3 separate regions of the Mus musculus genome follow, and regions 1 and 3 are each linked to region 2. The links are chromatin loops, found by intact Hi-C in ENCODE. Cell type or tissue: left cerebral cortex. All regions are shown on one strand. Each heading gives the region's core, and the rest is flanking DNA. Links, peaks and the distances in the headings are about the cores only.

Region 1 (8,000 bases), core at 1-8,000, 240 kb before region 2:
GGATGTCTCTCCCTTTGTCCTCTGTTTCTGTCACTTATCTGTGTTCCCCATATTATTTCATGTAGTCATTTATTCTGACATCTACAGCATATTGTGTTCTACATATGTCATGATTATTCTAGACCAAATTTGCCAAGACCAGAAGTGTCTTATTTGTCTGTGTTGTTTCCCTTAGTAAATGTTGGGGTGGGTAGGGACTATCCCTGCTCTGGCTGACACCAAGCATAAGAATGGGGAAGTCAGTAGAAAGGTACTTCATAAGGAATTTTGAGTAAAACAGTTTTTTGGACTATGCCACTTATGTCTCTCCCAACCCAGGTTTGTGAATCTTATCTCAGAGAGGAAGACAAAATGTTCTAACCTTCCCCTCAAATACCTGGCTCAGGAGGTATGTGCGAAAGGTTGCATTGCTCATTCTCTTTTTCTAGGAGGGCTTCCTAAGTAGGTCATGGGGTAAGGTATGCAAATCAACCAGTTTAGCTCATCACTACCAGATAAGCCAGTAGAAGCTTTAGGCCCTTAGCTTTCAAGTTTTTGGTGGTTGTTAACTCATGAAATAGTATGTTCCACGAGGGCACGTGTACATATATTACTGCTATAGTTGTTTTTTATTTGCCCTTCTCTGCTTTCCACTCCTATCCACCCTCTTTCAAATAACCCTTCCTGTTGTGTGCATGTCACACTCCATTAGCTTTCCTTGCTCTCCTTGTCCCTTTCGTTAGCCCCCTTCCTCCCTTGCCCACACTCCTCTTTCTCTATTCTTTGCCCTAAACATATATACACACATATACAAATTTACATCTAGATTCTGCATGTGAGAAAAATTTTGAAACACTTGTCTTTCTGAGTCTGAGCCTGGCTTATTTTGTTTGCTTCACATACTGATCTTCAATACCTGAATATACCATACCAGCATTTACTGTTGCTTATTTTTTTTTAATAATACCAATCTTGACTGGGCTGAGATCAAATCTTGAAAAAGTTTAATTGGTATTTCCTTTTTTGTTTTTTTGTTTTTTGTTTGTTTGTTTTTTTCAAGTCAGGGTTTCTCTGTGTAGCCCCAGCTGTCCTGGAACTCACTCTGTAGACCAGGCTGGCCTCAAACTCAGAAATCCACCTGCCTCTGCCTCCCAAGTGCTGGAATTAAAGGTGTGTGCCACCACGCCCCGCTAATTGGTATTTCCTTAATGACTAAGGCTGTTAAGCACTATTTCAAATATTTATTGACCATGCATGTTTCTTTGGGAACTATATATTAGTACATTTATTGATTAGGTGATGTTTTATTGTTTAATTTTTTTGGATTCTTTATTACTAATGATCTGTATGATATACACTTGGCAGATATTTTTCTCGAATTTTCTAAGCTGTGCTATCTCTTTGCTCTGTTATTTTCTTTGATGTGCAGAAACTTAAAGAATGTCATGCAATCCATTTGTCGAGTCTCAGGATTATTTCTTGTGCTGTTGGAGTGGAGTCCATACCGGAAAGGTTTTGACTGGACGGTTGAATGTCCGGTTTTAAAGAGGATTGCTCCCTTATTTCTCCTTACTTGCATTTCCGTGGGCTTGGCTGGCTCTGCTAGTTTGCAGTGGCCCAGTGAAAGTGAGGAGCCTGACTATGCCACTGGCTAGGGACACAAAAGAGTAACAGTCGAATGCCTGCCCTCAGGGAGCCGGCAATCTGAGGAAAGAAACAGCTCACCCAAGCAGCAAAATAAATAAATAAATAAATAAATAAAATAAAAAAGCCAGCTATCTCTGGCTTCAGTAAGTAATCTGAGGAAAGAAACAGCTCACCCAAGCAGCAAAATAAATAAATAAATAAATAAATAAATAAAATAAAAAAGCCAGCTATCTCTGGCTTCAGTAAGTATGTTAGTTGTATATGGGTTTGATGGCAGATGTGTTCTCAAGCCTGAAGAAAAACTTGCTGGAGCTCTTTTGAGAGGCAAGGAAGAATAAAGGTACCTAGGAAGAAGGAAAAGGCAGAGGGAGACTGAGAAGCTTATTCGTAATGCCCATCACAGACAGCTCTTAGAGGAGAATGGCTGGGGGGTGGGGGGTAATTGCCTTTTCTCATGTTAAGACTTCTTCCAGTGAGCAGTAAAATATAATCAGGAACCTTGGATTGTAATCTAAGACTGGAAACTTCACTGGGATGGATAGCCAGGGTGATTAATTCCTGGGTTTCTGCAAGCTTTATTATTTTCTCATGTCTAATTAGGTGAACATTCCAGACTGGATTGTTGAACTTCGCCACAACTTGACCCACAAGAAAATGCCCCATATAAATGAGTGCCGCAGAGGTGAGTGCTGTGGGTGTGTTAAGCTCATGGGCCCGGGCTGGGTGGCATTTGGGGAAGAGGAACAAAGAGGAGGATTATACTTGGTGTCAGCACCAGGTGAAATATAGTATAGACTGTTTTTGGTTACAGTATAAGGCTTGGCTTTCACAAGCTTACTGATCATAATGTGTAGCCTTTTCATAGTGAAAAAAGTCCATGTGGAAAGTATGAAAAAATGAAATCAGGATTAGTATTACCTTGTTTAATATGGCTTGGCAGTGTACTATTCTGGTTCGTTTTTAAACCTCAGAGTTATTTTTATTGATGTACGTGAGTGTGTGTTTGCTATTTGTATATGGATGCTGAAGGCCCGGAGAGGTTGCTGGGTCACCTGAAGCTAGGGTTACCCGCAGATGTGAGCCACCTGCTCTGGGCATTGGGATCTAACCCTGAGTTCTCTGCAGGTCCAGCAAATGCTCTTTGCTGCTGAGCTGTCTCTGTAGCCTCTGTTATGGTCCTCTTTGCTGTTTTAATTATAGGGTATTGCTTTCCTCTTCAGTCTGCCTCTGTAGGTAGTATAGTAGTCTGAAGGGGTGAGTTGAGAGGTATGAACCAGAGTGTCATGAACTCAGGCATTCTTTTTATGCTCATTTCATCTCGATTAAAAATCCCTGATTTAGGCTCTTCCCTTGTAATCAGGAAACTGAGATCTAGAAAAGGGAAAGACTTGGTTAAGGCTGTGTAAGTGGCTGGTATACCTAGGTTTCAGTTCTCCCATTTACCACCCCTTGCTTTATTTGACACCCATGTCTCAAGCCAGGATTATATCCGCACTCCCTCAACCCCCAGGAAAGATACCAGTGAGCAGGAGAATACAAGAGAGGATATATGCAAATATATGAGATTTGAGCCTTAGAGCCACGTCTCTTCCTTAGACTTTTCCTTTATGCATACAGTATGAGAATAGAGGCTAAGAGAACTGGGGACCTGTTAATTACTTGTCCATAATTGGTCCTATGGCATATCTCTTGAATCCACCCCTGCCTCTTCTAGGTTGCTACTTTGTCCTCAACTGGCTCCAGAAGACATACTGGAGCCGTCAACTGGAAGGCAGCCTGAAAGAAACCTGGGAGTTGGATGAGGACCAGCTAGATGCAGAAGATCCTGAAGAAGAGGAACGTGAAATTATTGCCGATGATGTACTTGAAGAGATACCAGAGCCTCAGGATGATGACAAAGATGAAGAGTTGGCTGTCGAGGATGATGCAAATACTAAAGGCAATGAGGAGGTGGCTTCTCATCCAGAACCATCTTCAAGACACAAGGAGTTGTATGGTAGGTATTTGTGGGGCAAAGAGGGGCGCATGTGCCGCGAGCACGGAAGCTTGAGGTCAGTACTGCCTTTTGTCCTTGATAATTTATTTTCTGTATGCTGTGGTGGAGTTCCAGCATTAAAAAAAAGAAAAAAAAGGGGCTGGTGAGATGGCTCAGTGGGTAAGAGCACCCGACTGCTCTTCCGAAGGTCCAGAGTTCAAATCCCAGCAACCACATGGTGGCTCACAACCATCTGTAATGAGATCTGATGCCCTCTTCTGGTGTGTCTGAAGACAGCTACAGTGTACTTACATATAATAATAAATAAATCTTTAAAAAAAAAATCACTGTCACAAACTATCTTACGGGGAGAGTTTCCATGGTGAATGGATATTGTATTTGCCTCACCATCTTTTTTGAGTTATATGAAGTAAATAGGGAAGGAATCTGATTGTTGTTCAATTGTTGAAGCAATTCTAGTTGTCAGCTTATAGCTCAAGGTACAGGAAGCTCAGATGCCCAGAGAGAATGAGAGGCTAGGCTTCCTTCATTGTTTTTCATTCTGGTTTCAGAGAAAGCGCGAGAATTGCTGGTATCCTATGAAGAGGAACAGTTTAAGGTTAGTATCCTTGGTGCGATATGCTGTCACCTGTCCTAGCCATTTCTTCCCTCTTGCCAGCTGCCTGAAAGAGACGTCTTGAGAAAGAGTTTGAAAGTGGCAAAACATGAGGGAAGTTCTCAGAGAATTTGGAAGAAAAGTGGCAAAGCATAAAGGTACTTCTTGGAGAGGGTGGGACCTAGGAAGGAGACCAGCAGAGTCTAGTCAGATGATCCTGTGAACTGATGGAAGAGAGCAAGCAGATAATGAAGTTCATGGACTTCATTTGCTCGGATGTAGAGAACTGGGAATGGGGTATAGCTGTATAGCCCTGTGATTCTCAAGATGACCAGCAGGTGGGGTGTAAGAGTCCCTAATCAGATGAGACTTAAGATGTACGTTTTGTAGAAAGCCTTGGAAACTATTTAGGTTCTTTTCTCCCTTTTGCACTGACAGATTGAAACCTTGGATGACGAAAGGGACAGATTCAGGGTTATATACATAGTTTATGGCAGAACTAGGATGGGAACCTGGGTCTCAACAATTCTCCTTGCTCCTGCAACTCATTTCTCCTATTTTCTCCTTAACCCTTTGGCCCAAAGATCTCTGCTCATCTCAAACCAAATGTTTCCAATTGGCACCTGAGCATCAGAACTTCTGATGTTTGGGAGCCACAGAGGATTTGGAGTGGGGAGAGCGGGAGAAGGAGACAATCTAGTTCTTTTTACTTGTTGGGCTTATAAAGGAGTTGTGGGCTCACCATGCATGCTTTGTCCTGTTCCCTTAAGGACAGTGCTGAGGTCCTATGAGAAGGGATCCTTGAGGGGTTTGGGGTAGGGTCCTTGGCAGAGTCAGACTTCTGATTGGACTCTTTTTGCTGTCAGGTGCTGGAGAAACACAGGCATTTGCTTCAGGCTATTAAAGTGTGGAATAATCTTTCCCCACGTGTACAATGTATCCTAGAAGAACTCAAGAGCATTTCATGGGAGAACAGGTTTGTAACTTGGTAACTCAGGGTTGCCTATTCTCTACAGTAGAGGGTAATAGCCTCATTGAAATTGGGTGTCAAGACAAGACATAGTTGGTGATGTAGATCTGTAATCTTAGCTACTTTAAAGGTTGAGTAGACAGATTGCAAATTTACAGCCTGGGCTACAGAATGAGTTCAAAGCCAGTCTGGGCAGCTTAGTGAGATCCTGTCTCAAAAATAATAGTTGAGGGGGAAAAAGAAAACTGGCTGGGATCATGCTTGCCTAGCATGTACATTGCCCTGAGTTCAATTCCTAGTAGCAGAAAGAGAGCCGTTGTCATGTTGTAGCTAACTGATTTCTCTTGTAGGAAATCCTAGAGTTAATCCTCCTCCCCTAAGCGGTGATTATGTCTTCTGTATGATCTGCCTCCAACCCTGCCAGCTACCAGGTTGCCTATTGAGAGTTACTGAATAACCAGCTATAAATGCCTGTAGTCATGCAGTCCCTGGCAACTTTTTCCCTCTGTCACATGGAATGTGACAGACTTGACAAATAGAAAAATGCTTTTTGATATATAACACTTCCCCACCTGGTCTGTTTTTTTCAAACAGCTTTTGGAAGATGTCAGCATCTTTTGGGTAATCCTGGCCAGGCAGATAGAGGACAGGTCTTCTTGGGGCATGGCTGCTGGAAGCTAGGCTAGGTTCCCTCCTCTCATTATGGCTGTGTGTTGCCCTGCCCACAGTGTTCAGTTCAAGCAGAGTAGGCAAGACTTGCTGCTTTTGTGTATTCTGCCTAAGTTCAGTTTGAAAGGTCTTTGGAGAACTTGCTGCCAATAAGCTGTGGAAGAAGGCTTGGGGGTGGAATGGTCAGTGGTAGAGCAGTGGCCTAGTACGCACAAGGCCTTATTTTGACTCACAGTGCCAAAAAGAAGATAAAAGAAAAAACTATGGAGGCAATGCTGGCCCTACAGTAAAGGAAAGTTAAAAGAAATCTAAGATACAGAGTTGCAAAGAATCTATACTAGATCTGATATAAGTGAGTTTGGATGAAAGCTTGCCATGTAAGCTGGGACTCCTCTTGTTTTCTTGTCTTTATTCCCAGAAGACTAGTCTCAAAGGTAATGGTGCTGGGTTTTTTTGTTTGTTTGTTTGTTTTGTTTTTGAGACAGGTTTTCCCTGTGTAGCTGTGGCTGTTGTAGACTAGGCTGTCTTGGAACTCAAATATCAATTTACCTGCTTCTGCCTCCGCAGTGCTTGGATTAAATATCTATACTCCACGATGCTTAGCTCCAAAGACATTTCATTAGAGTTTACCCATGCTAGACTTGTTAGCTATACCCTTCAGCAAAAGTTGGAGGGACAGCTTCCCCAGCAGCTGGGAAAAATTACTTCTGTGCGTAGTAACTGCCTTTGCTTGCTGAGCAGGCAGCTGGTAGGTTACTTTACGTTTTAGGAGTTTTATCTGAGGAGATGAGGGATGAGTGTAAGGACAGTTGTTTTCTCATCTTGCTCTGCTGGATAGATAGAAGGAGCTGACCAACTGTGTTGTCATCCCGCTAGATACTGGGACATCTTGAAAGCTTGACTCCTGCTAGACCTAGTCAGCTAGGAGAGGCTCTTAGCAAGCCAGGAGCTGGAGACTTCGCTCTTGCTGCTTTAGGTTTGAGCTAGCTGAAGTTGAGAAGTCTCCCCTGTTGCTGATGTTTCCGACCCCTCTGACTTTGATTTGGGTTATCTGTGAGGAAGCCTGAGTCATCTCCAGACAAGCAGTTGCATACCTAGTAGTTTGACCTCTAGGATCGAAAAGAAGGAGGTAACCAGTGTGAAGGCTAGAGAAACGGACAGGAGAAACAAAAACAGTGCAGGAACTGAGGTCTAAAAGCACTTGGCCATCTCAGGCGTTTCATTTCTTCTGTCAGTCTAGGACTTTTATGCTGTGATTTGAGCTGTTTAGTCACCTCTGCTCTCATTTCTGGGACTTAGATCACCACATGCTTCATACATGAGTGTTTAAAGCCTACTGACTCCAGACTCTGACTCAGTCCCTGTCCCAGGAACCTGAAGCCTAATAGCTTTGTCTTCTGATTACTCTCTACCACTGGCACTTTGGCCATTTGAACCAGAGCTATTAGCTGTTCTTGAAGTGTTGCAGGAATAGGTGTCTTTTTGTCGGTTTCATTCTAGTGTGCCTTTTCGTTTTCCTTCTTGGTACTGGGAATTAGACTCTGGCCCTTATGCACAATATGTTAAGTCTTGTACCACTGAGGTACTGCCATATTCCAGACCCTTAAGTCATTTCAACTTTAAACAACCAGTGAGGCAGTCCAGCCTATTTGGAAAGGTCACCTTTTTTTTTTTAAAGACTCATTTTTCTATATTACCCAGGGTGGTTCTGAATTTAATAATGCTCTCGCCTCAGTCTCTGAGTGTCCTGAGTAGCTGGGACTAGACTATAGGCATGTGCAACCATGCCTCTCTAAACTAACTGTTTATTTGCCTTAGGGATGCTGTGCTGGATGCTTTTCTAGATGATGGTTTCCTCATTCCTACGTTTGAGCAGTTGGCAGCTTTGCAGATAGAGTATGAAGGTAGGGTCCTGGGTGTTCACTGAAACCCTAGGGTTCTGTGTTTCTTATGTGCGAACTCCAGAAGTAGGCTGGAGTGTGGGGTGGGGTGGGGCTGAAATGTCAGCCCTTTTGGCTGAACAGAATAGGTAATCCTGCTGATGTGTCCTGGGACTTTTCTAGGTGGCGTTGAATCTGTTAAGGTGGGTTGGAATGGGTAGGTGGGGTTTCTTAACACTGTTGTTGTGCCTTGTCAAATATGAT
Region 2 (10,711 bases), core at 1,666-9,665:
TGTGTAACAGTTCCTTATAAATTTCAATTTACAATTTATATGTGAAAGTACTTGTTTGATTAGTTGCTAAAATACTTGAAGAATGAATTCCAGTCTTTGCCTTTTTTTTTTCTTTCATACTGAAATGGCTTTTATCGTCTTTTGCTTAGTTTAGAAGTTTATGTTCTAGGACAATTTGATCCAAATAGAATTTTTGGATAAAAGTCATGATTTCAATAAGCTCCTATCACAAAATGTTAGAGATATGCTCAAGTAGAAAATGTCCAGTCCTGACATAATAAAGATCATACTTTAGAATAGGATCATTTTAAATCTGCATATAAAAGGAACCGTCAAACCATCCGCAGAACTTTTTTTTATTTAATTTTATTTTTATTAGGTATTTTCCTCGTTTACATTTTCAATGCTATCCCAAAAGTCCGCCATACCCACCCCCACAATCCACTACCCACCCACTCCCCCGTTTTGGCTCTGGGGTTACCCTGTACTGGGGCATATACAGTTTGCAAGTCCAATGGGCCTCTCTTTGCAGTGATGGACAACTAGGCCATCTTTTGATACATATGCAGCTAGAGACAAGAGCTCCAGGGTACTGGTTAGTTCATATTGTTGTTCCACCTATAGGGTTGCAGTTCCCTTTAGCTCGTTGGGTAATTTCTCTAGCTCCTCCATTGGGGGCCGTGTGACCCATCCAATAGCTGACTGTGAGCATCCACTTCTGTGTGTGCCAGGCCCTGGCATAGTCTCACAAGAGACAGCTATATCTGGGTCCTTTCAGCAAAATCTTGCTAGTGTATGCAATGGTGTCAGCGTTTGGGAGCTGATTATGGGATGGATCCCTCCACAGAACTTTTGAGTATCCTTTCACTCACTCAAGTGGCCTGCTGTCACTCGTGCCTTTGCTTTGAATAGATCCCCTGCTACTTTGCAATCAGTGTATTTCAAGTCTTTGAACAAGAGACCAAGGAACTGGAAACACTCCACCCAAACCCCAACCATCAATAACAATGAAATGATAATTTGTGAAACAGCAATTATATGCTGAGCCTAGAAACAATGAATTATTGTTTGTCAGTAACATATTTATCAAGTAAGACTTCTGTGGGCAGCAAAAGATAACAGATGAAAAGTACAGAGGCCTCACAAATTTGAAGTTTGTGTATTTTGCTTCTTGGAGTAAATGTGCACATTTTTTGTAATTCTAAAATGTGAGTTTATGTTGGGGGACATACAACTTTTTTAAAATATGATACAGATGATACTCAACTTGTGATGTGGTTACATCTCAGTAACTCAATCAAAAGTTAAAAACTCATGAATAACAACTGAACTGAATGCATATAACCTACTAAAACATTACAATGTAGCAACACAGTACAATGGAGAGTACTGGTTTTTTTTCTCTCATGATCACATAGATGGCTGACAGCTACAGATTATTGCAACTGTCCAGCATTGCTAGAGAATGTAGAACTGTATATTATGAAGCCAGTCACATTAAAGTAACACTGGCAACTTTGAAAATGTCTTTAAAACTGACAGTTTCCCTTAGGGACTTTGAAATTGCACTACCTTGCTCTTCAGGTTGAAGAATGGGTCAGGGTCTGTGCACAACACATAGCCGCTGTAGAAGAGGATGCAGAGTCAGAAGATGAAGAGTATGGACAATTCTTAAGTACAACTGGAAAGTGACCTGGGCCCCTGGCAGTGGCAGGAAGATTCCACAGGGGGGAAAAAGAAAGTTGTTGATAAATGAAACAACAATGATGAGACGGGGTGTCTTAGAATTTCTAGTACTGTGACAAAATACAATGACCAAACACAAGTTTTGAAGGAAGGTTATCTTTCATCTAATAGCTTGTAGTCTATCATGAAGCAAAGTTGGGGAAGGTACATAGGCAGAACTTGGAGTCAGGAACTGATGCAGAGAGGTCATGAAGGAATGCTGCCTACTGGCTTGCTTCCCATTCTCGTTCAGCCTGCTTTCTCATAGCACTCAGAACTACCAGTATAGGGATGGTACCACCCACAATGGGCTGGGCCCTCCCATATCAATCTTCAATCAGGAAAATACACCACAGACCTCTCCACAAGCTCATCTGGTGGGGACATTTTTTCAATTGAGGTTCCCTCTTTAAAAACTACTCTAGATTGTGCCAAGTTGACAAAACCAAACTACTACAAAGAGGCAAAGTTCCAGAGAAGAAATCTCTACAAGATTCTCCAACTAGCCTGCCATTGGAGGTGCAAGCCTTTAAGCCCAGCATCTGAGAGGCAGAAGCATGAGGATCTAAGTTCCAGGCCAACATGGTCTACAGAGTGAGTTCCAGGACAGTCAGGGTTGCAGACTCTGTCTTGAAACACCTTCCCCAAAAGATACAACAACTAAAAATGCAGAAAATTAAAACCAGCATGGAAAAGACTTAAAACTATCAACACCATGATAAGAAGGAGAAGGAGGTAGAAAGAGGGGGGAGGAGGAGGAGGAGAAAATTCTTCCTAAACTATCAAAGGGACTTAGTTCTACAATAAACATTAAAGCAAGACTGCAAGCATGTATAGGAAAAGGTGGTTCTCTTTCCAAAGTAGAAAGCAAGTTAACCAATTTTGTGAGGAATTGCTTCCAGATGACTGACCAGGAAGATAAACAAGGTCTGCCATTGTAGAAGGTCTCCTTAAGAAAATGGTTTTAAAAGCTTGAAATAATCCATTTTACTTCATTTCTATAGCAATTGCTATCTGGCCTATCTGTTTTATAATACAAAATGACAACTTTCCCTACCACATTTGATAAATGATGTTCAGGTTCCATCACAAAATATGTGTTGTCTAAAATGGCTGTTTAATATTTAAAGATGGAACTTTACCCTTGGTTTCAAGTATGTGTGGTCTATTATGATAGGATGTAGTAATGGTGGTGGTCTGACAAATAAAAGACAGAAAATAAAATAAATAGTATTTTAATAATGAAAATACAGTTTTGCTGAATTCATATTGCATTTTTACAAATGCAATAAAATTTGCAAAAGAAATTAAGAGTAAATCAGTGATATCTTGTAATTGCTATGTGGTTTGTTATTTTTCTGCATGAAAATATTAATTTACAATAGCTGACCAAAACCTAGAGACTGTTAACATGTTAACCAATTTTTAATGTAGCAAAAAAATTAGAAATGCACTAAAATAAGTTTTACAAAGATTTCTGATTGAAGTTTAAACATATGTTACTTGCTAAATATTAACATACACATTAATATATTAGAACTTTGACCAGTATTAATTTCAAGACTATAATAATGCAGCCCTTCCCTTTATTGTACACAGTAGTATATAATAAACCAAGTTATATAACTAATCAATCAAAATTCATTTTGCTCATAGAATGTATCTGGAAATAACCTTTGGGGAATATTAATAATACAAGGTCGTGTTTATTGTACCAGTTTTATATAAAACACTTTGACTATAGCTGTGATTTACTATTCAGTGAAATATGTACATTTATAAAGTATGGGAACTTAATTATTTGTATCTTTTTAGAAAACATTCTTATGTGTGCCAAAATAGGATGATTATTTTAAAACTAACTTGTATAACATGTATATTATAAAGTAATTAGTATTTAATTTGTTATTAAATTAAAATATAGCATAGAAAAGTTTGCTCATGTCAAGAAAGTTAACTGCTATAAATAATCCTTTTCTCCTTTAGTTAATCTAATAAATTTATGATAAATGTTTCCTCCTTCCAACAAAGCCTACAATTTGAAGAAAAAGTGTCACTTTTCTATGAAGCCTTCTCAGGAAATCCCTAGACTTCAGTAATTTTCCTGTACTCTTATTTTTTTTTTCCTTAGCTCTTCTTCTGTACTTTTCTATGTTTTGATTAATATAGCCTATCTGTATGCTTCTCTCCCAATTGAAGTCCTCGAACTGTTTCAGTTGGCTTTTTAAATTTTTTCTATTACTGGTTACCAGCAACCAGATCCAGTGTCTCATGCTTCTAGATATTCTGCTTCAAGCAACACCAACAGACCCTGGAACCTGTGTCTAATCTACTCTTCTCCTTGCCTACCACAGTGATGTTCACTGAGTGAAAATCTAAAAAATGAAAACTTATTAAAAATCTCTGAAAATAAAATAAATAAAACCCAGCAAAAACAAACTTTATTCCAGAATTTAATGATCAAGTCCTTAACAGCACTTGCAAAACAAAATATCATTTTCCCATATGTTTATGACAGTTTGTGGGAATGCTAGGCTATGTGGTACTTACTTGACCATATTCATTATTGTCAAATTCTTTTCCTTTAGATGTAATAGTATTTCAAATAATTAGGAGTAAAATTCATCAAGACCTTTTGCAAACAGAAACGACCTCTAAGTTTGAAATCTAGGCTCCTGAAGCATGCCTGTCTGCCAATGCATAGCAGATAACTCACATCGAGGTAGAAAACTATTTTTTCCCCTAGTATTATACTTTAAACACAGGAACATCTCAAACACAAAAGCAATCCATATAAGACATTTTCCCTAAAACTATCAAGAAACTGGAAGTGTTAACAGATTCACTAGCCAAAGTTACCTAATCACACACAGCATCTATATACTTTTTAAAGTTCTCTAGCTTAAAAGAGGTAACCGAAAACTAAATTTAGCTTTTCCACCAATGTGCTTCTTTTTCTCCACTTCTTTTTAGATAAGAGACCTGAAATGGCTTAAAACTGTCAGGATGGAAGAGAGTGAAATAAAAGAACCCATCTTTTGTTGTCAGCCCACAGGAGTACCTTGCAATTAAAATTATACATCAATTCAAATTGAGTTCACGTTTGAAAAGGGTCAACTGGGAACTGTAAATTTTCACATCTGCTTTTAAAGTAACAGTCTCACACCTCAAAATAATTGTGAAAAACGCCTTGCAACTTTAGAACCTTATCTAATCATGGTATCCAAAGTCTCACTTTGGGTGTCTTGGGCCAAATGTTTTTGAGAGAAGTTGACTATTTTCAACTATACCTTATACTCTAATTTAAGAAGAACAAATAAGTCACAACTATCTTTATTTTTATTAAGAGTATCTAAGTTTCACCAACACATTTTTAAATGAAGACGTGAGTCATTTTTGATGAAGAATACTTTGTAAAATGTTTCCCCTATTGTCAATATTTTACTTTGTCCACTTCTCAAGTTTGGTGGTACTTTGGTTGTCAAATAGGACATGTCACTAGTTTTGTCTTATTATCACTATTATTTAACATAACTAATATCTGCCTAGCTTTACATGCTAAGAATCAGGGGCTAGGCATATGGCTTGCCTACTGCACATGAGTATAAACAATACTGCAAAGTAAGGTACCACTCAAGCTATCTGGTCAATTCTTTCGTCATGAAGCATCAGCAATGCGGAGGATGGGCTCTTGACAAGCCTCAGGTCAGGTCAGGCTGTCTCCCGTGATCAAGAGTCAGAGCCACAGTTAGAACAAGGAGTAAAATGTGAACAGGGCACTAGAAGAATCTGTTTCCAGACCAGAGACTAAGAAGGTGCACGACTGTACTTAGAATCATCAGCATCTAAGAAGCAACCCCAGGCCTTAATCACTGACACTATGTTTCTGGAAGCCAGGATTGAGATCACAAAGTGACGGCTTTCAAAAGGAAAACTAACTGGAAGAAATTACCCGCGAGCAGATGCAGGAAGGGTGTCAGAAGCTTCTGAATGAGAGTGCAGAGCTTCATTGGCCTGCTGGGGCCCCAGAGACCCTAAGACCAGAAAACAGCTTGAGCACCAGGAGACTGCGGTGCCACTACTCACCCCTACTCTCCTAAGGTCTTGTTGTCGCCTCGCACCATGCAGCCCCTGCGGAGGGGAAAACTTTCCCCCTCCCCCGCCGCTGAGGGTGGGATCCGCGGAAGAGAGGAGGCGGCGTCGCAGCTGTTCAAGCAGGGCCAGATAAGCGCCGGGTGCAAGAGAACCAGCCTGGCGCTTGTGCCCCTGGCGGCCACCAACTTCACCACCATCGACTTGGAGGGCCAGGAGGAAGCAAAGGCGGCAGGCCTTCGCCCAGCAGACCGAACTCTCCCGGAATACTAGGCCTGCGCTTCTGGCAGGACCGTCTGCCCCGGTCCTCTCAGCAACAGGACCCCCCAGGCTTAATTCCAATTGCTTTGGCCCCGCGACCACAGAACAGTGGCTGCTCCCTCTTGGGGCCGCGGTCGCAGCTGCATCCTCGTGCTCCTCTTCCTCTGGCGCTGCTGCCTACACACACAGCCCCGGCGCAGTTACCACCGCGGCGCCTGGATCGCCGTTTCTTAGCAACCGCGCGCATGCGCCCCACCCCCGCCAGGGACCACTGGAGCCGCGGTCTGATCTCGGACGAGTTTGGTTTGCGACCTAGAAAAAGTGAACAAAACCCCACTTCCTAGGCAGGCCCTAACGTCAGGGTAAAAGAATCGTGAGGAGAGGTCCAAGATGTTCTGAAATGGAGAGGCCTGGAGACTTAGGATGAGATCCTTGGATAGGCATGTGAACTATGGATGGTTTTCCTGCAGGCTTTTCTTGTACTTTACCAGAGTGATCTTTATAAAACTCCCAACTCTCACTTGCCTCTGGTCAGGAGAATGGAATTGCTGCCAAATTTGTATTTCTGTTCTTTTTCTAACCTCTCTAAATCTGTTTCTTCAACTGTAAATGAGAAACACAGTACTCTGAATACTTATAAGGATGAAGAGAAAAAGTACGTGAAGCACTTAACATACATAACCTACTGTGACACAGAGTAAGCATTCAATAAAAAAGGAGCTATTTGCAATGGCTCATCACTCTGTACAATACAAGACAAAGTGCCTGCTCTCTAGTTGAACATTCTAGCTTAATAAAGTCCTCCGAGAGTAGTCTGGTTTCATTCTAATTCCAGACCTTAGTCACCCAACTGTAGATAGGTTTTACACATTCTCAGATTGAAGTGTATAAAATGCCTACATACATTTTCTATTTTCATCTGGAAAAGAAATCTGTGTGAGCCCAGGAACTAATGAACATCCAGTGATCTTTCCAAAACTACTCATTAATGTTAAAAGACTAGTACTAAAAACTGACATTTAAACAATGGTTATACATAAAACATTTTGTGTCATTTTCTGCTGGCTATTGATCTTCTGAAAATCAGCCTTAACTTTTCTGTAATGTGTAATTATAAGACAAAAACATGTAATTAATTCTGAACATAATACAATGTATAAATAGTATGTGCATATTTACAGAATATACCCTACTGAATGATAATCTAATGAAATATACATTTTAGATACTATTTAAAAGCCTATGCCATGTAAAACCTTTGCAAAGCCCTAAAAATGTTAATAAGATATAATTTTCAAATGGACTATAAATTTAAAATGAAACTTTATGGCAACCAGAGAGCCAGTAAATATTTTAAAAACTGTATTTTCAGTGGTGTCTAAACACTAAATTGCCTTCCTTTGGTCACATGCTCTAGCTGCATCTATTGTATTGATAAAGAAGTAAGTCCTATCAACAAACAGAAGTGTCTATACACATTTGTAAAGAAAGAAGACTTTCTTATTGAATAAACACAAAAAAGTACATGCAGATGGTTGGCCTTCAAGTCACTGCAAATTTAAGATGAAATTTAAGATGGGATTTGAGGTAGATGTTTGCTTAACTAATTGACTTATTCTAAAAGAATAGTAAAACATCTCCAGAGTCACACCACACATACTCCTGATGGTTGCAGCTTAATATGAGGTTCTAAAGTAACTTTGAAGATACACATTTACAAGAGTAAATATGCCAGAGATGGGGAATTTGTAATACCTGCAGTCATTTATCAATAATTTCAATGTTAGAGAAAATATAAAGGGTCATTATGTCCATTAATGAGGTACTCTACAAAGCTAAGCAGTAATAGTCATCTTTCTTTTTTATTCACCTTTACAATTGCAAATCAATGACCCTTCTTCATATACAAACCCTGTGTTGACACAGTAGATGTACAAAGTGACTAAGAAGAAATTCCTCATAAACATATACATTTATGCTAGAGGTAACACTGCTCTACATGTTAACAGATGAATAGAAGATTGTCAAAAGACATAATTCCATGCAAACTAAAAGGTATGTGAAAGTGAAACTAAAGGATGTGGACTGTGAAAAGCAGGAGAGTGTTTTAATTAGTTTTCTAATGGTGTGATAAAACACCATAACATAACCAAAACAAATTTATGGGGGAGGAGTTTATTTTGGGCATTCAGTTCCTGGGGTTTAGAATCTATGGTGGTAGGGAAGCATGACAGCAAACTGCAGGTGTGGCTGCTAGCGGAGCAGTCTGAGAGGTCACATGTTGAACCACAGTCATGAAGCAGAGAAAGTGTAAGTGCCATAGAGTCTTTTAATTTTTCAATGCTCGCCTCCAGTGACATACTTCCTCCATAAAGATTACACCTCCTAAATTTCCATAAACAGCATCACCATACACAAACATACAGGAACATTCTCACTCAAACCGCCATAGAGGTTTTGACTTAAATATATTCTGTCTATATTATGATCAGAACAGAATAATTGTGTAATAGAGTTGAGTACAGACAAGCTAGATTTGAAACAGATTGTGCAATGTCTGTGTGCCATATTAAAGATTTTGGGAAAAATTCTCTATCTGAGGGATAATTATAGTTTTAAAGAAAAAATCCTGCTACTCATTTAAAAACGGTAAAATGCAACAACAAAAGAGAAATTATTCAAGAAAGACTACTGCAGTAGAGGATTGCAGTAGGGCAGAGATATGGGCTCAATTCTGACGTGAGCAACTGAGGCTATATGACCAAGAAGCAAGACAGAGGTGAGTGACTGGAAAATGACTAAGATCAAACACCAAGACTATGAGGATTCTTGTTAGAGTTCCTCAACAGAGCTTTTCAAGAAGACCAGAATGATAAGATATCAAAGGCAAATCTTACCAGATATTCAGGGTCAATCTCATTGTGTACATGATTTCATTTTGATAGGTGAGGTGAAGGGTCTCCAAAACTGGGGTAGTTCCTGGAATTCCAACCATTTGAGCCCTGTGTTTGTAATAGTTCATCACATCTGTTGATTGTTTTTATTCCAGCTCTTCTGAGGAAACTCACTCTGACCTTTGGACCCAAATTTATGTCCCCAAATATTTAGTTTCCTTTTCCAGTGTCACGGAAGTCTCTGCCCAAGAAAATGTCCTTAGCTGTCATTCTAAACCTTAACCATTCTTCACTGTAAATGTGTGACTTTATTAGCTTCCTTTCAAACTCACTACCAAATTTAATTCTTTAGCTTTAAAAAACAATGAAACTCGCAGGAATTCTTTTTCCCTTATTTTTTAATTGAATTATTTATTTACTTTCTAAATGTCTCCCCCTTCCTAGTCCTCCCTCCCTTAGTTCTTCACCCCACCCCCACCCTTCCTCTGAGAGGGTGTTCCCCAACATGTCCACCCATCCCTACCTCACCCCACCAACATCTCTCTTCCCTGGAGCATCAGGTTTTCAGAGGATAAAGCAGTGCATCCTCTCCCAATGAGGCCAAATAAGGCAGTCCTTTGCTACACATATGCCAGGGACCTCAGACCAGCCCATGTATGCTCCTTTGTTGGTTGCTCAGTCTCTGGGAGCTCTGAGGGGTCCCAGTTAGTTGACACTGTTGTTCTTCCTGTGGGGTTGCAATCCTCAGCTCCTTCAGTCATGGGGATCCCCAACCTCAATCCACTGCTTGGCTATAAGAATCTGCCTGACTAATACAGAAGTGGATGCTCACAGGCATCCATTAGACAGAGCACAGGGTCCCCAATGAAGGAGCTAGAGAAACTACACAAGAAGCTGAAGGAGCTTGCAGCCTCTTAGGAGGAACAATAATATGAATTACCCAGTAACCCCAGAGCTCCCTGGGACCAAAACCACCAAGCAAAGAAAACATATGGAGAGATTCGTGGCTGCATATGTAGCAGAGGTTGGCCTAGCCGGTCATCAATGGGAGGAGAGGCCTTTGGTCCTGTGAAGGTTCTATGTCCCAGTATAAGAGAATGCCTGGGCCAGGAAGCAGGAGTGGGTGGGTTGGGGAGGAGGGGGAGGGGGGAGAGGATAGGGAACTCTCAGAGGGGAAACTAAGAAAGGGGATAACATTTGAAATGTAAATAAAGAAAATATCTAATAAAAACATATATATATATATATATATATAGTCTCTTATCTACTTAAACAAACTAATATTTTTATGACATTCACAACTGAGAATACTAAAGAAATATTCAAAAGCGTGAATGCCAGTGAATAAGCATTGTAAGTTGCCACACAGTAATAAAGCTATTAAACTCTTATGCCAAAAAAATCTGCATCTGTCTCAGTTGGCCCCCCCCCTCAACTGGGGGCCATGTTTATCTACAGGAATTGGCCTCTTCAGGTTCCATCTCCCCACTGTTGGGCAATTCAGCTAATGTCATCCCCATTGAATCCCAAGAGCTTCTCACATCCCAGGTCTCTAGAACTTTCTAGAGGTTCCCCCATCCCCAACCCCAGGCAACTGCATTTACATTCATTCTCTTGGTCCTCTGGACTTCTTTCCTGTCTTCCCCCAATATCTAATCTTGCCCCCCTCTCCTTCCCTTTCCCCCTCCCACCCAGATCCCTCCCTCCTTCTGTCTCTCATGATTATTTTGTTCCTCCTT
Region 3 (10,711 bases), core at 1,269-9,268, 52 kb after region 2:
AGGAAAACCCATTTCTATTATTCTGCTAAAAGAATATAACAACAAAATGACTTCTAAGGTATTGTCTTAGTCAGGGTTTCTATTCCTGCACAAACATCATATCATGACCAAGAGGCAGTTGGGGAGGAAAGGGTTTATTCAGCTTACATTTTCCACATTGCTGTTAATCACCAAAGGATGTCAGGACTGAAACTCAAGCAGGTCAGAAAGCAGGAGCTGATGCAGAGGCCATGGAGGGATGTTCTTTACTGGCTTGCCTAACCTGGCTTGCTCAGCCTGCTCTCTTATAGAACCCAAGACTACCAGCCCAGAGATGGTCCCACCCACAAGGGGCCTTTCCCCCTTGATCACTAATTGAGAAAATGCCTTACAGTTGTATCTCATGGAGGCATTTCCTCAACTGAAGCTTCTTTCTGTGATAACTCCAGCTGTGTCAAGTTGACACAAAACTAGCCAGTACAATTGATCCCTTGTCAACTTGACACACAACCACATCACTAGTAAGCCTCAACCTTTACATTCTTATTCATCCCCAAGATCTAAATAACTTTAAAAGTCCCACAGTCTTTACATATTCTTAACTGTGGGATCCACTAAAATATTTTCTTCCTTCAAGAGGGAAAAATATCAGGGCACAGTCACAATCAAAAGCAATAATTAAACTCCAACGGTCCAATGTCTGGGATCCAACTCATGATCTTCTGGGCTCCACCAAGGGCTTGGGTCACTTCTCCAGCTATGCCCTTTATAGCACACATCTTGTCTTCTAGGCTCCAGGTGCCTGTACTCCACTGCTGTTGCTGTTCTTGGTGGTCATCTCATGGTACTGGCATCTCCAAAACAATGCATGACCCCTTCTGTCCTGGACTGTCAATTGCAACTGAGGCTACACCTTTACCAATGGCCTTCCATGGCCTCTCACACTGCAGAGCCTCAGCTGCTCTGCGTGACCCCTTCATGCCTTCAAAACCAGTACCACCTGGGTGACTCTTACACATTACCAAGTCCAGCCACAGCACAAGGTACAATCTTGGCTATCTCTGGAACACACCCTCTGTGCTTTCAGAAAAACACTTCCTAGAAGATGTCACCTCAATGATGCTGGTCTCTTCTTAATCACCGCTAATTTCTTAGCTCCAGCTAACCAGCACCAATAGTCCCAGTAATGCAAAGTTTTTTGCTTTAGTAGTTCTGGTATCTTGTTAATCACAGCTGATTCTTCAGCCCCAGCTAACCAGAACCACCGAAACTTCACAATCAAACTAGCAATGGCTCTGAAAAAAGTCTTTAATCTTCCCTCTGAAATTTCACAAGCCAGGCCTCCATCTTCTGCACTGTTCTCAACATTATCTGCCAAGCTCCTACACAACATTCGACAGAGCTCTTAACACCGAATGAATCTTCTGGCCCAAAGTTCCAAAGTCCTTCCACAGTCCTCCCCAAAACATGATCGGGCTGTCACAGGAATACCCCACTATGCTGGTACCAATTTGTCTTAATCAGGGTTTCTATTCCTGCACAAACATCATGACCAAGAAGTACTTGGGGAGGGAAGGGTTTATTTAGCTTACTCTTATACATTGCTGCTCATCACCAAAGAAGTCAGGACTGGAACTCAAACAGGTCAGGAAGCAGGAGCTGATGCAGAGGCCATGGAGGGATGTTCTTCACTGGCTTGCTTCCTCTGGCTTGCCCAGCCTGCTCTCTTATAGAACCCAAGACTACCAGCCCAGAGATGGTCCCACCCACAAGGGGCCTTCCCCCCTTGATCACTAATTGAGAAAATGCCTTACAGTTGGATCTCATGGAGGCATTTCCTCAACTGAAGCTCCTTTCTCTGTGATAACTCCAGCTGTGTCAAGTTGACACAAAACTAGCCAGTACAGGTATGATAAGGAAATAGCATATTCAAGACACAGCAAGACTGATATACATATGAATTCAGAGACCATGACAATCTGCACAAGACATGCACAGGTTCAAGCCAGACAAAATCACAGAAATGCGAAGAAAAAGAAGACACATGTAGTAAGAAACTATTTTAACTGATACCTGCTGACAAAGGGAATTTAGTTTTATGTGACAGGGATCTATTTGCATTCTTCTACATGCAGACATTCAGTTAGACCAGCACAATTTGTTTAAAATGCTTTGTTTTTTTCATTGTATAATTTTGGATACTTTGTGAAAAATTAAGTGTCCACAGATTTACTTCTGGGTCTTTGATTCTATTCCATTGATCAACCAGTCTATTTTTATGCTAATATCATGTGGCTTTTATTACTATAGCTCTGTAGTAAAACTCAAAATTAGGAGTGGTGATACCTCCAGAAGTTATTATATGATTGTTTTAGATTAGATATTATCTTATAAGTTTTAGACATGTGTGCTTCACTTATAGTAACTACTTTGTTTAGGTAGCTTGTAAGGAGCTTGGAAGGGGTTGTGGTGGGGAGGAGAGGAACTTTCAATAATGGGGAATAGAATATAGAAGGGGAAATTGGCTTAGGAGGATTAAATGGGGTGGGTTGGGATGGAATGGGAGGAAAAGTTAAAGGAGGGACTATGTGAAGGGACAACTATCACTAAGTCTTTTGAAAAGCCATATGAAAACATATGGCTTACTGTGTAAGCTTCCTGAAATGTATACATATATGAAATAAAATTAAATGGCATTACAATATAATGTGGGAGACAATGTCATAACTGGAAACAGAATGCTACCATGTATAACCTGCGGTGCTAGGAATGAGTTACATGTTGTTGAATCATTGGCCAAAGTAGTCTCATATAACTACCCACTAATATTACAGGCTAATGTCAATGCCATTGGTTAACCTCTACAACCTGATAGTAAGATCATGTATCTGAAGACACTATTTATGCCACTGAAGCTGGAGAAATCAAGGTGGTGCTCAACTAGAAGCTTCCTCTCTACTGTCTAGTGTACATGGTGCTCAAAGATACTATGCACACTACCAGATAAGAAATATAATGATCAGTATTACCCAGCTGCAAAACTTGTGACTCATAATAACAACATGGCTGTAAGGTATACTTATATAATAATTTTATAAATATTATGGTATTAACCAACCACTTTTCTACTGGATTTAAGGACCACTCCATGGATTAGAACCCATACATGAGACTGCTAATATGTTTAAGAACCCGAGATTTGATAGTTCATGGGCCCTAGTTTGAAAACATACTGCTATTATTTTGCTAAAGAAACATAGCAATAAACTGACTCTTAATTGCTATGGCCATCAATACTCCACTCAGTCGTTTTTAGAGAAGGTTCCTCTTGTAGTAGACTGAATTAACACAGAGACCTCTACAACTGGATAATGTAAAGAAAGTGAGACATTTTGGAGCACTCAGTCCTAAGTCAGATGTCTTCATCAAGAGCCTCTCTTCAAGAATGTAAGAGCCAGAGGTGATAGATGACTGCAAGAAAATACCATCTTCCAAATAGAACATGAATTGATGTACATTTAAACTCACAGAGACTACATGCATAAGACCTAAAGAAGTTCAAGTCAGAAAAATTTCCTAGCACAGAGAAAGGGACAAAGGCACGAAATTCCTTTCCTCAGAAGCTATATTCAATTGATAACTACAGGGAGAAAGAAAAAAATCAGTTTTCTCCAATGGTGTGACATAGAGTATATCAATCACATCCCATGTTTAACAGTTGTCAGCCAACACAAAACAAGTTACCATATTTTCTGGATTCCTTTGTTTGCTTTAGTTTGGTATTCTTTTTTCCTTTTTGACTTTTGCTTGCTTTGATTTTTTTTTTCTGAAAGAAAAAGAAAGAACATTGAATTTGGGTGGATATTGAGGCGGTAAGCATCTTGGAGGAGTTGAAAGAGGGGATAGAATGTGATTAAAATATATTGTAGGAAAAAATTTAAAGCCAATTGTTAGAGCACCGTCTATAAATGAAGCCATGCCAGGAGAATTCTCAGAGACTGTGAGATAACTGCAAGGAAACAAGATAAACGTCTTAAAACCTCTTGTTTTTCCATAACATGATTTGGTTTTCTAACATGCTTTCGTGCCTCTCCCAGGTGTAGTAAATAGTGGGGTTTGCTTCAGATTATCCATCATCTTACTTTTGTCATTCAAAAATGTTTCCAAGGACAGGTTGGTCTTGTGACTGTATACAGCCTAAACTCCGGTGAACCTTACTTATGACTTGCTTAACCCCCAGAATATAAATCGCCGATGCCCTGAATAAAGTTGGCTATTGCATGAGACTTTACCTCATTTTTAGGCCCCACTCTCCCAGGTTTATGTCAACATTTTTAAAAGGATGGATACATTTATATTAAAACCTTAAAGACTAGGCCCCCTATGTACTTCTTTGGAAGAGCACTTGTCTATTATACAGAAATACTGAGTTCCATTCCTAGCATGGCAAAATTGTCAAACAAATTGGGCAAAAATAGAAACAGTTCTTCTAAGTTCATTCTTGAACTACTTCCATATATGTCCATCTACAACGACCACTTCTCCCCCAAATAATGCTACCTCATATTGAAAAGTACTTTATGTTCATCCAGGAACCTATTTGGATTTTATTTTCCACCTTTTTTATTCAAACTATTTTTATACAACATATGCTGAAGTTTCCACTCCCTCGATTCCTGCCTATCCTTCCCACCTATATTCACACTGTTCACTAGAAGAGTCACCCTGGCGTCTACTTGAAGTCCATCACCAACATAGAACTGATAATTACAGCACAATTAGCATCTGCTTACAGGCATTCTCCCTTAACACCTACAAACTTGAAACTTTCCCAGGAATCCCATTTATAGCTAACTGATACGTACTGAACACCTTGTGTGCCAAACTACAATGAATCTTATTACTTTATCAGACTATAGTTCCACCCAAGTGAAGTAGCCACTTCACTTATCTCACTTATGGAAAACTGAGAAAACAAATGGTTTCTTAACCTTTTGGTATGCTATCTGAGAGTCACCAAAATGGTTTTTATGGCTAATGCTAAAACAAATAATCGTGACTCTCTAAAGGAGTCTATGTGTATATTTGGGGAAATCTCATTTTCTTTGACTTTCCTTTAGAAAATCCCATATTCATATTCTCATGTGTGCTCTAGGTCTCTTCTTGAGGACCTTTCCTCCTTAATATCTGTCTTAGTCAATGTTCTATTGCTGTGAAGAAACATGACCATCCCAATTCTTATAAAGGAAAGCGTTCAATTGGGTCTTACTTACAGTTTCATGTTTCATTACCCACATGGCAGAAAGCATGGTGGCACGCAGGCAGATGGTGGCTGCAGAAGCAGCTGAGAGTTCTACATCTGGATTCACAGGAAGCAGAAAGAGCCTGGCTTGAGCTTAATGCCATTCCATAAGGACTGAGCATTCAAATACAAGAGCCTATGGTGGCCATTCCTATTCAAACCACCACAATATCTTTCACGAAATCTCTAATTCTGCTTCCTGAAATTCCTCTCTCTAGTAAATCTATGAATTGCAGTTTAGTAAAGTACCTCAAAGATTCGGGGCCCTCAACAGGCAGCTGAGAGGGACAATGTGGAGGTGAGTCTTGTTAACTTACCTCTCACACTCCTTTCTGAAGCCTGGCTTCCACGTGAATCTATCTTCTTTGAATAACTAATACCCTCTTACTAGCTTTCATTTTCTTTAACTCTAAACTTTGCTTTCACTGGCATCTTCTCATATCACCCCAATTTAATTGCTCCTGTGCTTTTAAATTATTTTACTTTAGAATTTAGAGATGTAGCTTAGTAGTGGAGTACATGCTAAGGATGTATAAGGTTCTGAGTAGAATTTCCAGCACCAAAAATTGATATATACTCTAAATATAATTGCACATTATTTGGCATACAGTAAGCACAAATGCATACTGAATAACTATGTGCCTATAGGATGAATTCCAAACTCTAATCTGACACTCCATGGTATTTCAAAATCTGGCTGCTAGGGAATGAGCTTCAGTTTTGTTTTGTTTTGGTTTTTTTTTTCAGGGATGCTGATTCCATAATACTGTCCATGCTCCAGTAGATGGCCCTACACCGGTGCATGCACGGGTAGCACCAAAAAATGGCTTAAAGGAAGAATGCATGAATTTAGGAGGGAGATAGTTCTGGAAGGGATAGGAGAGTAGCAACTTGGGAGTGAATTTGATGGAAATACACGGTATAACACATAAAATAGCCAAAGAAAACATTCTAAAATATTTTTAAAATGTGTCTACAATCTATCTTTTCTTGATACAGCTTCTACTTCTCTCTCTAATATACCACTTCAAGAACCCTATATTCCAGGCACTTTGAACCACTTGCCCTTTGCATTCTCCATGTAGGCCATTGCTTCCATGAAATCTCACTCTTCTCTGGAAAACTCTTAGTTTTAAAAACATATTAACACCTTCTATGTTCAGGTTTCACTGATTATCTCGGCGTTGTGACAGCTCTATTTACAATATACTTCACTCTCTCCTTCACAAAGGCTACGAACTTGCTTTTATTTTCTTTGCCTCTTCAGGGCCTCCCTCAGTAAACCTTTCATTGACTGGCAAAGTACAAGCACACTAATAGTTCAGTGGATGAGGAACCAGAAGGAAAGAGGTCCTTCCTCCAACTCGGTTTCCTGATTTTGAAGAGTCCCCTTTTTCTTGTTCAGCCCCGTCTCCGCCGCTCCCCCCGCCCCGGTTTTCAGTTCCAGTCTATTTACATTTCAATGTCAAAGCTACAAATCCCTAGGTAGCATCTAGAAAATTTGACATCTAGGAAGCTAAATCACCTACAGTTTCTCTCCAGCCCAAGGCATTCTGTAATAAATGATTTCTTAATTTGTTGACAGGGTGGGGTGGGGGTAGGCGTGAGGCCCGAGTCCGAGTCTTGTGATAAAAGGTATGTTTCTCATCTTCCTAGCTGCTTTCGAGAAAATTTTCTCCATTTTGCCGCACATTGGTAGGGCAAATATCTTCATTCCTTTGCTTATAATCTTTGACATAATTATCAGTGACATATTGATTTAAAGTGCCGCTACAGGAACTGGAACAGGAATGCTTTGCTTGGCCTTCTGGGAGTTGTAGTTCTAGAGGCACCCGGGTTGCCTGGCTGGCCCCGGAACTGTGGACTACAGCTCCCAGGCCTTCTCTAAGCCCTTACCACACAGGCTCAAAGCCACAAACCAGTAGGAGGTGGCTGTATTGTATCTATTGTATGCCTTGGCTGGTGCATTTTTTTTTTTAAACAATTCCCTGGACGTGAAATTGAGAGTGAAAAGCATGGCAGATGAACAAGAAATCATGTGCAAATTGGAAAGCATTAAAGAGATCAGGTAAGCGGGTCACTGCTTAATGCAGCATCCTTCCACTCTCCTCGATCACCCCTCCCTTCCCAGGCATCCCTGGGAGCAAGGAGTACTGCTTGTTGTTGGTTTGTTTTTGTTTTTGTTGTTGTTGTTTGGTGAAAACTATCTATTGTTGGGCTACTTGCAAAGGGAATCAGGAGCTGGAAGGGGGTCCATTCATCACAGACTTAATAGATGAGGTGAAGAATGAAGGGGCTTGGCTAAATTGAAATCAAGTCTAGAGGAGGTAGTTGGTGGAAGTGTGTGTGTGTGTGTGTGTGTGTGTGTGTGTGTGTGTGTGTTGTGTGTACCAGGAAGAAGGGAAGAAGTGGAGATGGCGATGTCTTCCCAGATGTAGCTGAGATAGAATAGAGGTAGAGGGATAAACCAGGACAACTAAATGTATTTTTTTTTTTAGTGTTCTTTTTGTTTAGAACAAGTCGCTTTTTGCTTCTTGCTTTATAACAGTTGAGAATGATTTTTCTGTCAGCCTCATGACCCAGAGCTTGAGAAAGCCTTTTGAAAGCCAAGTTTAACTGGCCAATTCATTCAGTTTGCAACTTTGCTGTGGCTGTAGTCTGAGGATGCTGATGAAGCTGGGGAGTGGGCTGTTCTTATTTGCCTGTAACTCTTTCACCACTTTTTTTTTTCCTATCCTGGGGTTGGAAGAAGGTTGTGAACTATGAGGATGTGAACAAGAGCTGGAGGTTTGGCAAACTGAGAATTGTCACACCTCCAATAGGTTACTCAGTGAGCAAGTTTTTGATACTGCAGTGTTATTCCCGCCAAGAAAACAATAATAATTCAAATGCTGACTATGTTGGCCTCCCCTGCTGTGCCTAACTCCCTGAATCTGTAGTGTTTTTCAGACATATGGAAAAAGAAAGAAAAAGGACATAGAGTGTATCTTTTGTTAAAAATTAGGCCATATAATTTAACCCTGACAAAATTGACAATAGATTTAACCTTTGTGGTATCTCTGCGGGATCTACACATGGTGATGGTAGTGAAGAATCTTGGTTTCTTCTTCCTTTTGGAGGGATTGTGTGTTTTTCCTTTTGCAAAGTAAGGAAATGATCATTTATTGAGCCCCTGTTATGCCAGCCCCTCCCCCATTTCAATCCATTTTTGCAAGTTCCCTGTGACCTTTGTCATAAGTGGAAAAATGGGGGTCTGGAGAATTTGAGTGAGTTCTTATATTCATGAAGCTTAACAATGCTACATTTTCACAGGAATTGAGTCTGCCTACAAAGGCTCTGTTCTTCTGTTTCCCACTGAAGGTCTGCTGCTGTCTTTTTCTACAAAGACATCAGGAGATAGGAAATGAGATTCTTTGGTGCAGAAGAATGCTAAGGATGAAACTAATGAAAAGCTTAGACCTTTGAATAGAGGGTCTCTAACTTCAGTCTTCTCTTCATGGACTTTAAAATAAGTTTATCTTATCCCCAGAAGTGGACTATTTGGGATCAAGGTCATTAATCCCCAGTGAAAATAGACCCTTTTCAGTGGAGAACAAGTCAGGAGCCATGACTTCTTTTCTCAACCAGGTTAGATAGTAGAAGGAGAGATTTAGAGAGAAGGCTGAAGTTCCACTCCAATAACATGAATTTCCACTCCAATAACACTTGGTTGTTAAGAAAGATCCAGTGTAAAAGCTAGATTTCTGCTGAGAGTATCACAAGGCCTACTAAGACAAAAGATTTAAGTAAGATCCAGAATATCCAACTTTTATTGAAAAATTTCACGCTGTACCAATAACTCTTCGTGAATGAAAAACTACATAGATATCAATATTGATAAATCACAGATTCAGAATAATATAACACGAGTTTTAAAATATACATCATGTAAGTGCCTCTGTAAACAACTGCAACACCCTGGGAGCATTTAAACATACAAAAACCACAATGCAGAGAAACTTCGGACTTTTAAACAGTGTTGGAAACGTTAAGGACTACAGAGACTTTTGGAGTTGGAGTAAATGACAATTTGTATTTTTCTTGTCACCAATCAAAGAGCCAGGTATTACAGTGTGTTGGTTTCAATGAGGAAGTTCCCAATAGGCTTGGGTATTTGATTCTTGGTTTCCAGTTAATGGTGCTATTTGGAGTGATAGTATAACACTGCTGGAGGAAGGGCTTTGCTGGAGTAGCAGGTTCGAGGACTGGGCATTACCAATTCTCTCTGCTTCCTGTTTGAGGTTGCTTCTTACCTTCCTGTCCTTGCTGCCTGCTGCCATCTCTCTCCTGCCATTATGGACTTTCCTTCTGAAACCATAAATCCAAATACATTCTTCCTTAAGTTAAAGAAAATTACAAACCACAGGAAATAGACAAGTACCAACAGCAATAAAAACAAAAGAAGATGCTAAAGGGCATCTTTAAAACAACCTTAAAAACTCAACAGATAGGTTCAACTGTAAGACAGAGAAGACGGAAAAAAAAAATGAGGCAGCTTAATCCTAAAGCAAGAGAAATCACGGTGAGGTTATTACTAAGTTTAAAAATTGTCCTTGGACAGGAGAAACAGGACCGGAGAAATAAATAGTTGGGAAAATGAGGACTAATATTGTTCCTTACTGAAGAAAAACAACTTCCAGATTCAAGAAGCTAATCAAACAGTAATAAGAGTCAACTAAATCTACTCCAACACACATTATAATCAGACTTCAGGAAAAGTAGGAACAAGAAAAAAATTCTTTTAAGGAAAGCAGCTGAGAAGTAGCAATCCCCTAATTATATATATGGGGGAAAAATAGAAAGGCAATTTCCTTAACAGAAAAAATACCAAGGACTTAGTAGAGAGTACAGCATGTTCAAGTGCTGAAGGAAAAGAGCTTCCAGAGTAGAATCCTATGTGCAGTAATATATTGTATTTCAAGATAGAAGACATTCTCAAGTGATGGAATTATCAGCAGGGGTAGTGCAGAAGGGTGACAAAAATATTTCAAGTAGAGAAATAAACAACTTTGCAACACCAGGAAGCACAGAAGTACCAAGCAAAAACATGATAGAAATGACTACTTTTTCTTCTGAATTTTCTTAACAATGTTTGGTGATCAAAGAAAATTTGTGTTTTTATATTTTCTTTTTTATTATCACATATTAATGTATAAAAAACTTCTAGTGACATTGCACATATGTATATAATGTACTTTGGTCATATGGACTGCTCTTACACTCGCTTGTTCCCTATTCTCTGGCCCTCTTCTTCCCCATCAGACCTCTTATAGGAAACTTTCTAACATAATTATAACATAATCTCAGTGTATGCACATGAATACTTATGATATGTTTTATATATATATGAATAAAAATAAAACAGATAATATATTTCACTAAAGTTAGTAG

Evidence for each region. Hi-C counts contacts between places; a loop is a spot of excess contacts. Peaks named below come from ENCODE experiments on the same cell type or tissue, not always from the same donor. Only the 100,000 strongest peaks of a DNase experiment are listed, where the experiment ranks them.
Region 1: it touches region 2 in a loop (2.6-fold over the local background); 2 of 42 quality-filtered maps call a loop at or near these places.
Region 3: a loop joins it to region 2, with 2.4 times the contacts of the local background. A loop is called at or near these places in 2 of 42 quality-filtered maps.

Annotation. Positions count from the first base shown.
Region 1 is chrX:95,947,530-95,955,529 of GRCm38, reverse strand. Las1l (LAS1-like (S. cerevisiae)) reads left to right here. Exons shown (of 13, transcript NM_152822.3): 3 at 319-388; 4 at 2,227-2,308; 5 at 3,341-3,622; 6 at 4,174-4,220; 7 at 5,084-5,193; 8 at 7,675-7,760. Among named protein-coding and RNA genes, the nearest start is that of Las1l, 5.4 kb to the left of the region's middle. In left cerebral cortex, for the core only: a CTCF peak has its summit at 4,548; a DNase peak (open chromatin) is centred at 4,549.
Region 2 is chrX:95,707,247-95,717,957 of GRCm38, reverse strand. It overlaps Zc3h12b (zinc finger CCCH-type containing 12B), which reads right to left and starts at 6,280. Exons shown (of 9, transcript NM_001034907.3): 1 at 5,812-6,280. In left cerebral cortex, for the core only: CTCF peaks have their summits at 5,926 and 6,133; DNase peaks (open chromatin) are centred at 5,570, 5,963 and 6,285; H3K4me3 peaks cover 2,268 bases; H3K27ac peaks cover 892 bases.
Region 3 is chrX:95,654,890-95,665,600 of GRCm38, reverse strand. It overlaps Zc4h2 (zinc finger, C4H2 domain containing), which reads left to right and starts at 7,092. Exons shown (of 5, transcript NM_001003916.2): 1 at 7,092-7,349. The coding sequence starts at 7,297. In left cerebral cortex, for the core only: a CTCF peak has its summit at 6,054 (motif pointing right); DNase peaks (open chromatin) are centred at 6,123, 6,670 and 7,124; H3K4me3 peaks cover 1,797 bases; H3K27ac peaks cover 1,349 bases.